Regions from separate parts of the Mus musculus genome. Here region 2 is linked to region 1. Evidence: chromatin contacts called from ENCODE Hi-C or POLR2A ChIA-PET data. All regions are on one chromosome and are shown on one strand. Each heading gives the region's core, a stretch centred on a gene start or an enhancer-like site at or near the end of the contact. The rest is flanking DNA. Distances are from core to core; before and after follow the strand shown. Region 1 overlaps Ak5 (adenylate kinase 5). Region 2 holds the start of Msh4 (mutS homolog 4).

Region 1 (7,189 bases), core at 4,429-6,928:
AAATTCAATAAATCAGTTTTTTTTAAATTCCATTTGATATTGAAAATAAGGATTTCTCCACTCCTTTTGCCATGAAGACTTTGACAGACCCCTTCAAGGTAGAATTTCATCTAAACTCTGAGTCATACTACAAGGGGCTGTGTCCCAGTCAGCTGGGAGGTATAAGCCTATGGGTGTGGTGGCAGCCAAGTGATAGCCGTTGTCTTCTTCAGGCACCCGGCCATCAGAGAGCACAAACCCTTCAGTTTGAGATGGAGTTCTCCAAAAGAATTTTGTCCCCTGTATTAAATTATCCTAGAGGGACACCAAGCCCCACTGCACCCCTAAGCGCTGAGTTAGACCTTGGTGGCATATCAGAAAAGCTGTGCAGTCACTTGCAGGTTTTGTGACCTTCTTACAGTAAGGAGATCACATGGCTTCCCAGTTTGGAGCCAGGGGAAGAATCATGCCTTTGTATAGGTTACTTAAAATTCCACACTGCCTGCACCATTTGGGCCAAAAATGCTAAGAATCTGCAGCTCCTGCCCCCACGGAAGGCTTCTAACCAGGGCAGCAGCGCGGCTCCACACAGCTGTTGTTGAGATGGAGAGTTTTAATTGCCTCTGTGTCAAGATTTATTAAACAACGCTTCAGAGGGGCAAACCTATAATAGTCATATTAGTAGGCGGCTGAAGAAAGGAAATAATTGGAACACAGCATCTTTGCCTTGGAAGGCAACTCAGAAAATATCTTTTCCTCGTGATCAGCCACTAGCTATCCCGGGAAAAGAGTTTCCAGGTAAACACAAGCCACACAAGTCCCGTTGCCTCCCAGAGCTCAGCTGTGAGTCCCTCTAGACATTCACCTAGAAGCACTCCTTCCTCTGAGTGGCTTTCTCTTGTCCCCACACTCTCCCATCCTATTACAGCTGGAGGCGAGAGTCACTGCTCTGCCCCCAAGGAAAGGGCTGTCCATGTGCTGGCCTGCCCTGTTTCTGTTAGCCTCTGTAATAGCTGTATTCCTATGATGTCTGGCCCATTCATGCAACGTTGTGGGGGCGTCTGAACCTCCCCATTTGACTTAATGCAGCAATGTGGATGAGTACTGTATCTTTCCTGCCTTGTCTGCCTCGGCAAGATGCCTGAGAGGCTCTTCTGCTAAAATGGGCTGGGAAGAGCATCCCTTAATAGCCAGTTCCCACTACCCAAGAGAGCTAGGATTTGGGCTAGAATCTCAATTGTGTTTTGTGTTTTTTATTTCAAATATTCCTTTTTAAAGAGGCTATGAATAGGAGGCATGAACTAGCACCAACTATGGGTGCTGTGTACTATGTCTTCTCTCTCTCACACACACACACACACACACACACACACACACACACCACACCACACCACACACACACACACACCACACCACACACACACACACACACACACACACACACACACCACATATACACACACACACAAACACCATACCACACACACACACCACACACACACACACACACACACACACCACACACACACACACACACACACACCACACCACACACACACACACACCACACCACACACACACACACACACACACACACACCACACCACACCACACACCACATATACACACACACACACACACACACACACACACACACCACACACACACACACACACACACACCACACCACACCACACACCACATATACACACACACACAAACACCATACCACACACACACACCACACACACACACACACACACACACCACACACACACACACACACACACACACACACCACACCACACCACACCACACACCACATATACACACACACACAAACACCATACCACACACACACACCACACACACACCACACCACACCAAACATATACACACCACATACACACACAGCACACCACACCAAACACACACACAGCACATATACACACACACACAAACACCATACCACACACACACACCACACACACACACACAGCACACCACACCAAACACACACACACCACATACACACACACACACCAGATAAATAAAATAAACATAGGGTGTTCTTCTTCCCCTAAAATCTGAGGAGTAAAAAGAGTAGGAAGGTCCTGGCATTTGAAGGTGAGAACCAGGAAGAGCAATGTCCCACAGTCCTCCAGAAGGAATTGGGGTGTCCCTGCCGGGCTCTGGCCAACACTGGTCCACTCTGTTTCTGTTAGCATAACTGCTTCCATGTAAGCTGCATATAAATGAGCATGGTGGCTTTCTTTCTGTGCCTGATTTATTCCACTTGTCGTAAAGGACATGCTGGCCCTGGGAGAGGGGAGGAAATGGGAGAAGAATGTTTGAGGAAATGGAGGGGCTGGGGCCTCTGGCTTGATTGCATGCTGTATGCATGTATGTGGAACCAATCATACCACATTCCCGAACATGGATAGACTCACCAGTATAAATATCTTATGAACTTTAAAGTAATTATCAGTGAAGCATGGAGATGTATGAAGCAGGCAGCGACTGGATGCAGGCGTCTCTTCTCTCTAGAGCATTTCAGCATCGTCCCCTGCACATGGGGGACCAGAATTTTCCTCTCCCCCTGTATAGTATCTGCAGACCACCATCAGCTTTCAGTGGAACCAACTGACTGACCCAACAGTGTTCTCGGAAGCCAGCAAACGAAGTCGAGTTCCACCTTGTCATTCGTAGATGGGTTTCTGTGGTCACCTTCAGTGTGGAAAAGCCCCTGTGGGTTTCTTTGACACTTTACAAGGCTACTTTCATTTTATTTTATTTTATTTTTATCGGTTTTTAAAAGAGAAAAGGTGGGGGAGGGAAATGGGATGAACAGCTGAAACCCCACTGCTCTCAGCTTCCGCACTTGGCTGCATCGCACTTGGCTACACGGTTTGGGGGGTGGGGTGTGGGGATGGGACAGCTCTGGCCACCTGGGAGCTGGAGAGCAGTGTGGCCTCAGGTAGATTATCACAGCATAGGCTTGGGAGCCTCACTCAGTATTGCAGGGGTAAGAGGGGACAGTGAGTGGTGCAGGGGTGAGGGGGGTCAGTGAGTGAGTCTCTACAGCGCACATGATCAACACATATGAAACATTATCATGAAACCCATTATTTTATACAATGAATATACACCAGAAAAAAATAATAATAATTGTTGCATCCCCCAAAAGGAGACAGTGGACCTGAGATGCATGTCTGATGTGTCTCCTTCCCAAGGTGGCCCTGGCTCTGGCAAAGGCACCCAGTGTGAGAAGCTGGCAGAAAAATATGGCTTCACCCATCTCTCTACTGGTGAGCTCCTGCGCCAGGAACTGACCTCAGAGTCAGAAAGAAGCAAACTGATCCGTGACATCATGGAGCGTGGAGATCTGGTGCCCTCGGTAAGCAGACACCCATCCTGTCTCCCCTGGCAGCCAAGCCACTGGCTACGGTGGCAGGCTGGATCATGGAGACAAAGAAACCCCCAGGATCCAGAGAGAGGTTTGATTTCTCTCCTGGGTTACAGTCCTGAGGCAGGGTGGCCTATGTCAACAACCATCTAACTTCCAAGCTGTTCCTTGGCCAGCCCTTTAGGTGTCAGCCCGGTTCATGTGTTTCCAAAAGGAGCCTCACTTTAGAGAAAGATCTTCAAAGCTTTAGAGTATGGAAAGCTAAAATCCGAAGCCTCCAGGAAACAGACGCCTCGTTGGAGTGGGCATGTGTGATGCTTTGTGCTGACTGTCCACCTGACAGGCTCCAGACTCACTTAGGAGACAGTCCCCTGTGGGAGATTATCTTGACTGGGTTTATTGGTGTGAGAGGACCCAACTTGACTGTGGACGGGACCCTCCTCTGAGTAGGGATTCTTGTTCTAGTCACTCTTCCGTTGCTATGACAAACACCAGAGTCAACAGCAGTTTACAGGTGGGTTCTAGATTGCAGTCCATTACTGAGGAAGCCACGGCAGGAGCTCAAGGCAAGAACTGAAACAGAAGCCAAAGCTGAAGAGGCAGGTCCTCTTCTCAGGTGCTTCTAGGTTTAGGTCAAGTTGGCAAAAAGCAACCAGCACAGTCATGGGCGGCGTATAAGATGGAGAGAGCAAGCTAAGTAGCAGCAAGTATTCACATCTCTCTGCTGATTATGGGTGCATTATTGCTGGAGCGTGCGTGCGTGCGTGCGTGCGTGCGTGTTTCAGGACCAAAGGAGGATGTTAGGTGCCTTCCTCTATTGCTTCCACCTGAGTTTTTGAGATAGGTTCTCTCACTGAACTGCAGCTTCCCCCCCCCCCTTTTTTTTTTTTTTTTGCCCAAGCTGGGTGGTTAGGATGCTCTTGGGACCCACCCACCTGTCTCTGCTTCCCAGTGCTGGGTGTGGCCGCAGACACTTGCTGCTGTGCCCGGCTTTGTAATGTGGATACTGGGAATTTGAATTCAGGTTCTTCTGTTCTCATAGCAAGTGCTCGTAGCCACTGAGCCTTGTCTCCATCCCCCAAAATAAAGATTTTTATCAAGTAGTGCCCATCCGGCACTCACCTTGCTGCCTCCTATGGCTTCTTCCTCGGGTCAGGCTATTGCCGCCTTGGGCTCTCCATGATGGCTTTTTTTTCCCATTTATTTTTTGTTTTATGGGGTTTTTTTATTAGGTATTTATTTCATTTACATTTCCAATGCTATCCCAAAAGTCCCCCACCCGATCCCCCACCCACTCCCCCACCCACCCACTCCCACTTCTTGGCCCTGGCGTTCCCCTATACTGAGGCATATAAAGTTTGCAAGACCAAGGGGCCTCTCTTTCCACTGATGGCCAACTAGGCCATCTACTGATACATATGCAGCTAGAGACATGAGCTCTGGGGTACTGGTTAGTTCATATTGTTGTTCCACCTATAGGGTTGCAGATCCCTTTAACTCCTTGGGTATTTTCTCTAGCTCCTCCATTGGGGGCCCTGTGATCCATCCAATAGCTGACTGTGAGCATCTACTTCTGTGTTTGCTAGGCCCCAGCATAGCCTCACAAGAGACAGCTATATCTGGGTCCTTTCGATAAAATCTTGCTAGTGTATGCAATGGTGTCAGCGTTTGGATGCTGATTATGGGGTGGATCCCTGGATATGGCAGTCTCTACATGGTCCATCCTTTTGTCTCAGCTCCAAACTGTGTCTCTGTGACTCCTTCCATGGGTGTTTTGTTCCCAATTCTAAGAAGGGGCAAAGTGTCCACACTTTGGTCTTCGTTCTTCTTGAGTTTCATGTGTTTAGCAAATTGTATCTTATATCTTGGGTATTCTAAGTTTCTGGGCTAATATCCACTTATCAGTGAGTACATACTGTGTGAGTTCTTTTGTGATTGGGTTACCTCACTCAGGATGATGCCCTCCAGGTCCATCCATTTGCTGGCTCTTTAGCCTGAGTCCTCTCCATCGCCCATTTCTAGTTGACCTTTCTGCCTCCTACAGAGCTCTGCCTAGTCACAACTTAACGGAGCCCCCTCCCCTCTAGAAAACAGCAACCCCCCCCCTACTCTGGCCCTTTGTCCTGCTCTGCCGTGCCTGCTATCCTTAGCTAGAGTATATTCGTTTATCATTGTCTGCCTTCCTCATTAGACTGTGAATTAGATGGAGAGTTAATTCACAATTCTTTAAGGAAGGGTTCTGGCCATGCCTGCGACTTCTGCGTTCCCCAGGCTCCTGCCAAACACTAGAGAAGGAGGTCTCCTCCCACCCCGCCCACAGGCCCCACCCCTAGGGAAGGAGGTCTCCTCCCACCCCGCCCACAGGCCCCTCCCCTAGAGAAGGAGGTCTCCTCCCACCCCGCCCACAGGCCCCTCCCCTAGAGAAGGAGGTCTCCTCCCACCCCGCCCACAGGCCCCTCCCCTAGAGAAGGAGGTCTCCTCCCACCCCGCCCACAGGCCCCTCCCCTAGGGAAGGAGGTCTCTTTTCCTCACACTCCTCCCAAGGCCCCTCCCCACACTGCACTGTTCTTTCCTTACCTTGCACACTTGTTTAATCAATCTTTTTAAAGGCAAAATCGTGTTGGTAGAAAATAGTTCTCTGGTCTAAAAGTTTTCTCAAGTTAGCACATGTCAAGTTTTGCATAATGTTTACTGGGAGAACGCCGCCAGCAGCGTTTCATTTGCTCCTAACCTGCCACGATGCCTGGTCCATCAGCTGCTACTGTGTGGAACAAGACACGTGGAACATGTCTCATGGGGTGTAAGATGCTGAAGTCTTTCTAGTGAGATAACAGCAGAAAGGACAGACCAGAAAGGAAAACCCTCCCGGTGGAACCCAGTACTGACTGAAAGACCTGAAAGACTGAAAGACTCACTGCAGACATGGGGGGGCGGGGGGAGGCAGGTTAGTCCAAGAGATCTGCTATTAATCTTGCCACATCCTCCCCTCCCAGAAGAATGTCTGAGGAGTCACATTTATTGTGATTTGGGGGTGCCGCTAGGCCCCATACTGACCACTCTCTCTGCTGTAGGGTGTCGTTCTGGAGCTGCTGAAGGAGGCCATGGTGGCCAGCCTGGGCAACACCAAGGGCTTCCTGATTGACGGCTACCCCCGGGAAGTGAAGCAAGGGGAAGAGTTTGGACGAAGGGTGAGCTGATGTTAGCAGTGCCCAATCGGGGCACAAGGACAGCACTCAGCTTAGGGGGTACACGCAAAGCCGCCTCTTACCCAGTAACACTGTCCAGATCTTGGCGTTACCAAAAGCGGAAACGTAAACTCTTTTTTTTTCCGAAGACGAAATACAAAACTAGGGCAGGAATGACCGGTCTAGCGAGGAAGCAGCAGCAGTCGGGCTCGGCCGGGTGTGGGGAGCGGAGCCGCCGGTGCCTCTTTGGTTCTCTCCACCTCTGCCTGTTCCTCTCTGTGTTGCTCATTTCTCTTCCTGCTCCAGGCTTCTCTCCTCTCATTTCAATGACCTCGCAGAAAACTAAGTCTGCCTTGGGGTGGCAGAGTGCCCCACAAAAGACCCACTGCTGCTTCCTTCACTTTAACAAGGACTCTGCTAATAGACCCAGCCTACAGGAGCCAGTAGGGGGCAGGCGGCACACCACCAGAGCCACACAGCCTGAGAGAGAAGGGCAGTGGCCCCTGGGCAGGGAATAGAGTTACATAGGCACAGAAGAGGGGAGAGATGCTGCGAGGACAGGATCCAGAATGCTTGCCACCCTCCATAACACTGTGCCATCCCCGACTTTGTGCCCTCC
Region 2 (7,186 bases), core at 2,826-5,325, 1.4 Mb before region 1:
TTTGTCTTGGTGGTAGTAATCATAAGATTTCAAGTTGTTCCGTCTTTTCAGGTCCCACTAAGCAGTTGGTCTAACTGGAATAAAATGGCCTGCTGGAAGTCCCAGCATGCCCCGTGCTGGCTTGTCAGCACACCACACTAAAAGATAAGGTAGGTTCAAGTTTTATCTCCAATAATAATTAACTTCCCTGAAGGTAAAGACCTGGGGAGGTCTCTAAACGTTTGTCAAATTAGTAAATATCTTGAGTTGGGAGATGGAAATTTTTCCTTTGATTAATTTAGATAATCTGGGGGGGAACAAAATGCAGTCCTGAGACCAGCTGCTTTGTGGGATGTGAACCTTTTTTAAAGCAGGGCTTTGATTATGTTACTAAATTACTAGCCCGAATGGGGGGCGAGGCATATACTCCTGCCATTTTATAGGTTCCTTTCTTTTCTGGGCCCTTGCAAGCTACTAGGCTATTGCTTTCTATTTGCCTAGCTGGTTTCCTCAGAAGTTGGGGGACTGCCTCCTAGTGAGCATAGTCAGTCTTGACTTTGGGGAGTTTAATGGGTTTTGTTCTTAGGTGACTTGGTAGCACTTACATGTCTGCCTTGGCTCTTTTTGTCTTTTAGGAGAAATTGATACAAGATTCTCATTTTGTGCGGTGGCAACTTTGGCTCTTTTGGTAAGCTTTGACTGTTGCATTAAAGGACCGAATTAAACACTTGAGTACTAGGTAGCTGTAATAGGCTGCTTCCTTTCTCGTCATAGGGCAAGCTTGATGCTATTAATGTGGAAAAGGCGATTGAGTTTGTTTTGTCCTGCATGAACTTTGATGGTGGATTTGGGTGCAGACCAGGCTCTGAATCTCACGCTGGGCAGGTAATTTTGCAATTAAAGTTTATAGGGGTTTTGTGTTGTGAATGGCCACACCTTCTCACTGAGTTTTGTGTATATGCTGGGTCTACACAACTTCACCCTAAGTAAACACCAGTGCTCCTTATTGGCATTTGTCTGTTTATGTGGGGTCTGCATTCTGTGCTGTTAACTGACCTCGAGGCTTACTGTGTGTGTAGTCCAGGCTGTCCTCGGGGCTTGCTACGTGCTGGGATTGGAGGCATGACCCTGACCTTATTCGTACAGATGAACTAACCTTACCCAGTGCAGAGAACATTGTGCATAAGTATAGCATTCCACTGTCGCATTGAACCTACTAATACAACCTGAGATAACAAAGATGGAGCTTTAGTAATTTTGGTAGTGTCTGTCATTTACTGTTAAACTATACCTGTGTACTTTATGTCTGTAATTTTAGATCTATTGTTGCACAGGATTCCTGGCCATAACTAGTCAGTTGCACCAAGTGAACTCCGACCTACTTGGTTGGTGGCTTTGTGAGCGGCAGTTGCCCTCAGGCGGACTCAATGGAAGACCCGAGAAGGTATTATCTATAGTGGCTCTTTATGCATTCATGGTGCTGTGTGCTTAGAACTGAGGGGTTTCTCAGGTATAGTTTTAAGATCCCTTAAGGAGAGAGCTTGGGGTCTCATTGACTCTGAATTCATTTCTGCCTTGGGACATGTACAGATACTCAAAAGCGATACTGAGGTTGGGGGTGGCCCTGCTTTTAGTTTAACCTAATCGCCTGGGAGGCACAGGCAAGAAGTCTTAGTTTGAAGCTAGCCAGCTCTATTAGGGGGACCTAGTCAATTAATAAATTAAAATGGATTGTGAACACTTCAAATGTTGCTAGTCTGAGCTCCAGATCTATAATTAGTTACTGTGTGGAGCTTGCTTTGTGAGAAAGGCAGAGAGAATTATTAGTATGTGCTGGAATTATTAGTGTAGCTAGCTACAGTGCTGAGGTGGTGTGAGAGACAAATGGGAGGTAGTCTCAGTTTGCCCTACAATCATGTCTGGGAACACGGGATTAGACATTAAAAAAAAAAGAATCCATCAAATCTGAGAGAATACAATGGTGCAGTAGAGGCAGCTGTCTTACTGGCTCCCCCTTCCCCTTCTCTAGTTACCAGATGTGTGCTATTCATGGTGGGTGTTGGCCTCCCTAAAGATCATCGGGAGACTTCATTGGATTGACAGAGAAAAGCTTCGAAGTTTCATCTTAGCGTGTCAAGATGAAGAGACGGGAGGATTTGCAGACAGACCAGGAGATATGGTCAGTACAATTCTGGCTTTGCAGTTTTTCATTGTTGATTGACTTTCATGGTTATAGGCATTTCTAATGCACTAAAAATAGTGCCCTGTAAGAAATAGTCCAAAGGTTGTCTTGGGGGTTTACCTTGGGTGTTTTTTTAAAATGTGTTAGTTACAAAGGCTAGAGCTGATAGAAATATCTTGTAGTGATAATTGTTTATGTCTAGTATTAGAAATACTTGTCTTCAGAAAACTTTTAAAGTGGTATTCAAGATACACTTCACTGTGGACAGATAGATAATTGAGCCTTTTCCATGTTTGTGAACTTCCCACAGGTGGATCCCTTTCATACCTTATTTGGCATTGCTGGGTTGTCACTTCTGGGAGAAGAGCAGATCAAGCCTGTTAGCCCTGTCTTCTGTATGCCAGAAGAGGTGCTTCAGAGGGTGAATGTCCAGCCTGAGCTAGTGAGCTAGTCAGATGGGAGAGATGCTGTAGTGTGCAATATGAATTACTGCTGTATTTGAAGTGTTTATCAAACCTAGACGTGACTTAATATTTTGTATATCATATGTTAATGATAAATTATATAAGTATTGTAAAATAAATATGTTGTATTTAGATCTTTAGTCTTCTGAGTCCAGTTTTTGTTAGTCCTATTTAGAGCTGGTATTTAACTGATGCCTCCCCGTGTCCTATTGTCGTGTAACAATCAATGATGGAAAGTGATTTCTGTTAATAAAACTGATGAGTGAAACTCATAATTTAAATAAAGGTCAAAATCAGTGGCTGTTGTGTATATAGCTTTTTATTTAGAACTGAACCATTTTGTAAGTGTGAACACCTTATTTATAGTTGGGGCAGAGGGTACAGTACATTTTTCAGGGAACTCTAGTCTGCTGTTGGCTTGGATTTCTCAGGCATGCAGTTGAGTTAGCCAGGATCCTGAAAGTCATCCCCAAAGAATTGGTCCACTCCATAATGGCTTTAGGTGTTGTTTCGTGATGGGGGCCCTGTGAGGTGTTAATGTCTCAAGGGTTTGAATGTGGTTACTCTGGGTGGGTTGCAGGTTGGGTGAATAGTAATGGTATAAATGTAATTTTGACTCTAGTCTATAGCCGCTCCTGGGTCAGTTACTAGAGAGGTAACTTACTATTAAGGACCTCTACCCCTTAATATTTAAGGAAGGAAACGTCTCCCCTCTTTGAGAGTCCTACATTGCACTGGAACTCCACATCTTTAATAGGTATCTCCAAGTGTGTTTTATGTCTCCTGATTGTTGCTTAAGCATTGCTGTCACCTTGAGGCTACACATAACTAATATCGTCTACATGTCCTTAGTGTTCTATTTCTGTAAAGACATGCTGTGACCAGCAAAGCGACTCTTGAAATTTAGGGCTTGCTTAAAGAGTTTCAAAGGTTTAGTCAATTAGGAGGGCAGGCCTGCAGACATGTTCCTTGAAGACCACACCTACTTAAAACAAGCTGCTTCCCTCAAGTTTTCTACAGGGGCTTTTCCTGCTCAAACTACACTCACTACACACTAGTGTTTGCAGGTACTAGTGTGAATGCCCTATTTGCTGGAGAACATTTATCCTCAGTTCTGTCACCTAGAAGATGTTTTATGTGTTGATTGTTGAAGAGCTTCCCAAGGGTTTCGAGCAAGACTGTAGTTTGTTTTTACCCTATGTGCAAAACTGCAGTACTCGAAATAGGACGGTTGAGAAGTGCTGTTTTTAATTGTTAATGTGGTCTCACCCGTGTTGTGCTCTGTCCCGTACTATGCTATGTGTACAACTGAGCGAAGACTTTCATTCTTAGACATTGGGCACATGCTGTGTACTGGGGGTGTAACTGGGGCGTATTAAATATGCAATACCCTGGCTCAGTCCTCAGAAAGCCCCCCTCCTTCAAAATGAACTGTTGACAACCTAGGTGGTTAGTGGGCTATAAATTGTTGAGCCTGGTACCTAAGGAGTGAAGAGGCTTACAGCTTCCAGAATCACGTGATGAGAATAAACCGGCACAACCCTGGACGCAAAGGTGAGAAACTCGCTGCTCACCCCTGAACTGCGCCTGCGCTGTGTGCATCATGTGCTGCTTGTTCCTGCGCCTGCGCGATTACAGCACTGCGCATGCGCTTAGCCTCCCGCCTTGTCAGCGGTGCGGCCTCCAGCCTTGGAGTGCTCGAAGCCACGCGCGCAGAACCTTGGGAGTCAGAAAGGCCGGAGAGATGCTGAGGCAGGAGGCTGCATCGCTTTCCAGTTCCCCACGCTGGACGCCGTCGCGGAGGGATGCCCCATGCGGGAGGACCCTGGCCTCCGCGTCCAGGCCGAGTACGGAAGGCGCCATGGCCGACAGGAGCAGCAGCAGCAGCAGCAGTCCGGCGCCGGCGTCCGCGCCAGGCAAGGCCCCGGCTCACCTGGTCACCTCCCCGGGCGGGCGCTGCCCTCGGCGCCCTGCTGGAGAAAGCAGTCTGGCCAGGATTCCACAGTCACTCATGCTGGGAGTGGTTTGTGTCTTTAATCCCAACACTGGCGACTACGCTTCAAGGCCAGCCTGGGCAACACAATTTCAAACCAATCAAAACACAGGGGAGAAAGTCTTGACTCTTCACAACGGTCTCATTAAGACGTGAGAGGAAGGGTAACCCATCTAGTATTCCCATGTAAAGCCTTAACTTCATGTTTCGTTTTAAAAGGCAGGTTTTCTATGGCTCAGGCTGTCCTGAAGCTCTTCTGTCCTGAAGTTCAGGAAAGCCTGGCTGGAGACTCCTAGCAATCCTCTTGCCTTAGCCTCTTGAGTACTGAATTATACCACCATGGCTGGCCTTTAACTTTTTTTCCTAAAAAAAAAAAAAAAGTTTCCCTTTTTCCCCTCTATGAGTATATGAGTGTGCAAGGGGTGGATGTAGAGGTCAAAGGACGACTTTTCGGAGAAAACTCCACCTCCACCAAGAGGGCTCTGGGAATCCAACTAAGGTCTGAGTCAGGCTTGGTGGGTAATGCCTCTCTAGTCGTTGAGTCATCGTGATGGTCCCCTACTTCTTCAAATATATAGTGAATATATGGGAGATTGTGTGTAATAGTTTCTAATAGTGGAGAGCTGAGCTTTGGCCGACGGGTTTTACTCTTTAGGTTCTAGAATGGAATGATAACAGGTTAAAGTGAACATCTTATCAAGGCCTTGTTAAAAATAAGGCCTTCTGGGATCAAATAGATGGCTCGCCCGTTAAGGGAAGTAGCTACTCTTTCAGAGGCTTAGTGTTCCAACTGCCAGCTCCCACATGGAGACTGACCACTGTCTGTAACTCTGCTGCCAGAGCATCTGCTGCCCTCTTCTGGTCTCCGGTGCACAGACATGCATACTGGCAAAACACCCGTACACTTAGGTGAAAAAGTCCTTCAGGGTGAGTTCAGTTCATTACAAGAACAGGGTTGGTTGAGTGGGTTTTATGAGGGAAGAGTTGGCTGGATGTTGTGAGGGAAGAAATAGTTAAATCGTGAAGTCTTCTCTGTTAAATATTAGGTAAAAAGCACTTGAGGGAAAAAAGCTTACCATGAGGATGGCCTGTCTGACAGTTCTGAAGTGGGAACCTGGCACAGGGACCTGAGCCTCGTACAAGACAGACCCACTTATGTAGACATGGGTGGTATATGATCTTGAGTATTTAATGAATGTGTGCTGTTTTCTACCAGATGAAGATCAGGAGTCTCCCCTAATTGCTCTCTGCCTTATCCTTTACAGGCAATCTCTGTGGTAGGAAGGCCCTGTGCCCTGATTGTTAGATGGGTAACAAGCTTGGATCTGGACTCTGTTGCATGACTGTACAGCAGGCGCTCTTAACCGCTGAGCCGCATCTCCAACATCTTAACTTTTAAGTTTTTCTTAGAGATAAGGTCTCTGTATGTAACGCTTGCTGTCCTGGAACTGGCGATGTGGACCAGGCTGGCCTCGAACTCACAGTGCTTGTTTTGCTATTGTTGTTGTTTTGTTGCTTCTTTTGTTATTTCAAGGCAGAGTTTATTCTGTATTCCGGAAGTCAGAGGTCCACCTGCCTCTGCCTCCTCGGTGCTGGGATTAAAGGCGTGAGGAACTGAGGGTTGAGAAAAATGTAAAAGATTATTTCCTGGCATATGTCATTCAAATTCCAATATATAGAAATTATTTTGAAAAACTATAGCTGTTTTCATTGATTTATACACTACCTAGGCTGAACCCCTATTTCACTGCCAGAGTTGAGCCCTTGACAGTGACTGTGTGGCCCACAAAGCCTAGACATTTGCCCTCTGCTGCAACTGGAATGTTCTCAACTTGTGTAGTGTGTTAGATGAGTGAAGGCTGTAAATGAAAGCCTGAAAGTCATCAGGAAATGAATGTCAGCGGGTGACCAAGCCCACACAATCAGTCAACAGGTTCTCCAGTGCGAGAGTGAGGATTAAAAAGGAAAAAAAAAAAAAAAAAGACACAACATTGTAGCATGACCCTAGTCAATTCTGAGACTGAAGATTCAATTCACTTTTTTTTTCTTGAGACAGGGTTTCTCTGTATAGCCCTGGCTGTCCCGGAACTCACTCTGTAGACCAGGCTGGCCTCGAACTCAGAAATCGGCCTGCCTCTGCCTCCCAAGTGCTGGGATTAAAGGCGTGCTGCCCGGCTCAATCCACTTTTTATACCATTTTAACTACATTCAAGTATTTTGGGTGAGCAGTACAATAAGGAACTAGCAAGGCAGCAAGCGAAGTCCTGTGATCACTCTCCCTACAGTTGTTTAAAAGGGATTGTTAGAGCCGGGCATGGTGGCACACACCTTTAATCCCAGCACTTGGGAGGCAGAGGCAGGCCGATTTCTGAGTTGGAGGCCAGCCTGGTCTACAGAGTGAGTTCCGGGACAGCCAGGGCTACACAGAGAAACCCTGTCTCGAGAAAAAAAAAAAAAAAAAGGAATTGTCAGAGTCAGAGTGACCAAAATACTTGAGCCCACTTCCTTGTCCAAGCCCCAAATCTTGCCTGAAGCCTAGTTCTTCTCTTCCACCCTAAGATTAAAATT

The links. Hi-C counts contacts between places; a loop is a spot of excess contacts on that map. ChIA-PET counts read pairs that join two places held with the same protein, here RNA polymerase II (POLR2A).
Region 2: POLR2A ChIA-PET joins it to region 1 with 10 read pairs in embryonic stem cell. The contact joins the promoter of Msh4 here to the enhancer-like site in region 1. A Hi-C loop is called at or near these places in 1 of 37 maps with a recorded cell type or tissue (left cerebral cortex). POLR2A ChIA-PET finds 5 or more read pairs at or near these places in 1 of 5 experiments (embryonic stem cell).

Annotation. Positions count from the first base shown.
Region 1 is chr3:152,477,725-152,484,913 of GRCm38, reverse strand. It overlaps Ak5 (adenylate kinase 5), which reads left to right. Exons shown (of 14, transcript NM_001081277.2): 11 at 3,213-3,376; 12 at 6,457-6,573. 3110067G11Rik (RIKEN cDNA 3110067G11 gene) reads left to right here. Exons shown (of 1, transcript NR_165813.1): 1 at 1-1,354. Among named protein-coding and RNA genes, the nearest start is that of 3110067G11Rik, 8.2 kb to the left of the region's middle. Within about 2 kb of position 5,678, at least 1 of the 3 ENCODE cell types and tissues checked has a DNase peak (open chromatin) inside an H3K27ac peak, as active enhancers do.
Region 2 is chr3:153,903,027-153,910,212 of GRCm38, reverse strand. It overlaps Msh4 (mutS homolog 4), which reads left to right and starts at 4,075. Exons shown (of 20, transcript NM_031870.3): 1 at 4,075-4,541. The coding sequence starts at 4,229. It overlaps Rabggtb (Rab geranylgeranyl transferase, b subunit), which reads left to right. Exons shown (of 8, transcript NM_011231.2): 4 at 615-667; 5 at 754-864; 6 at 1,298-1,423; 7 at 2,009-2,158; 8 at 2,472-2,924. The coding sequence ends at 2,612.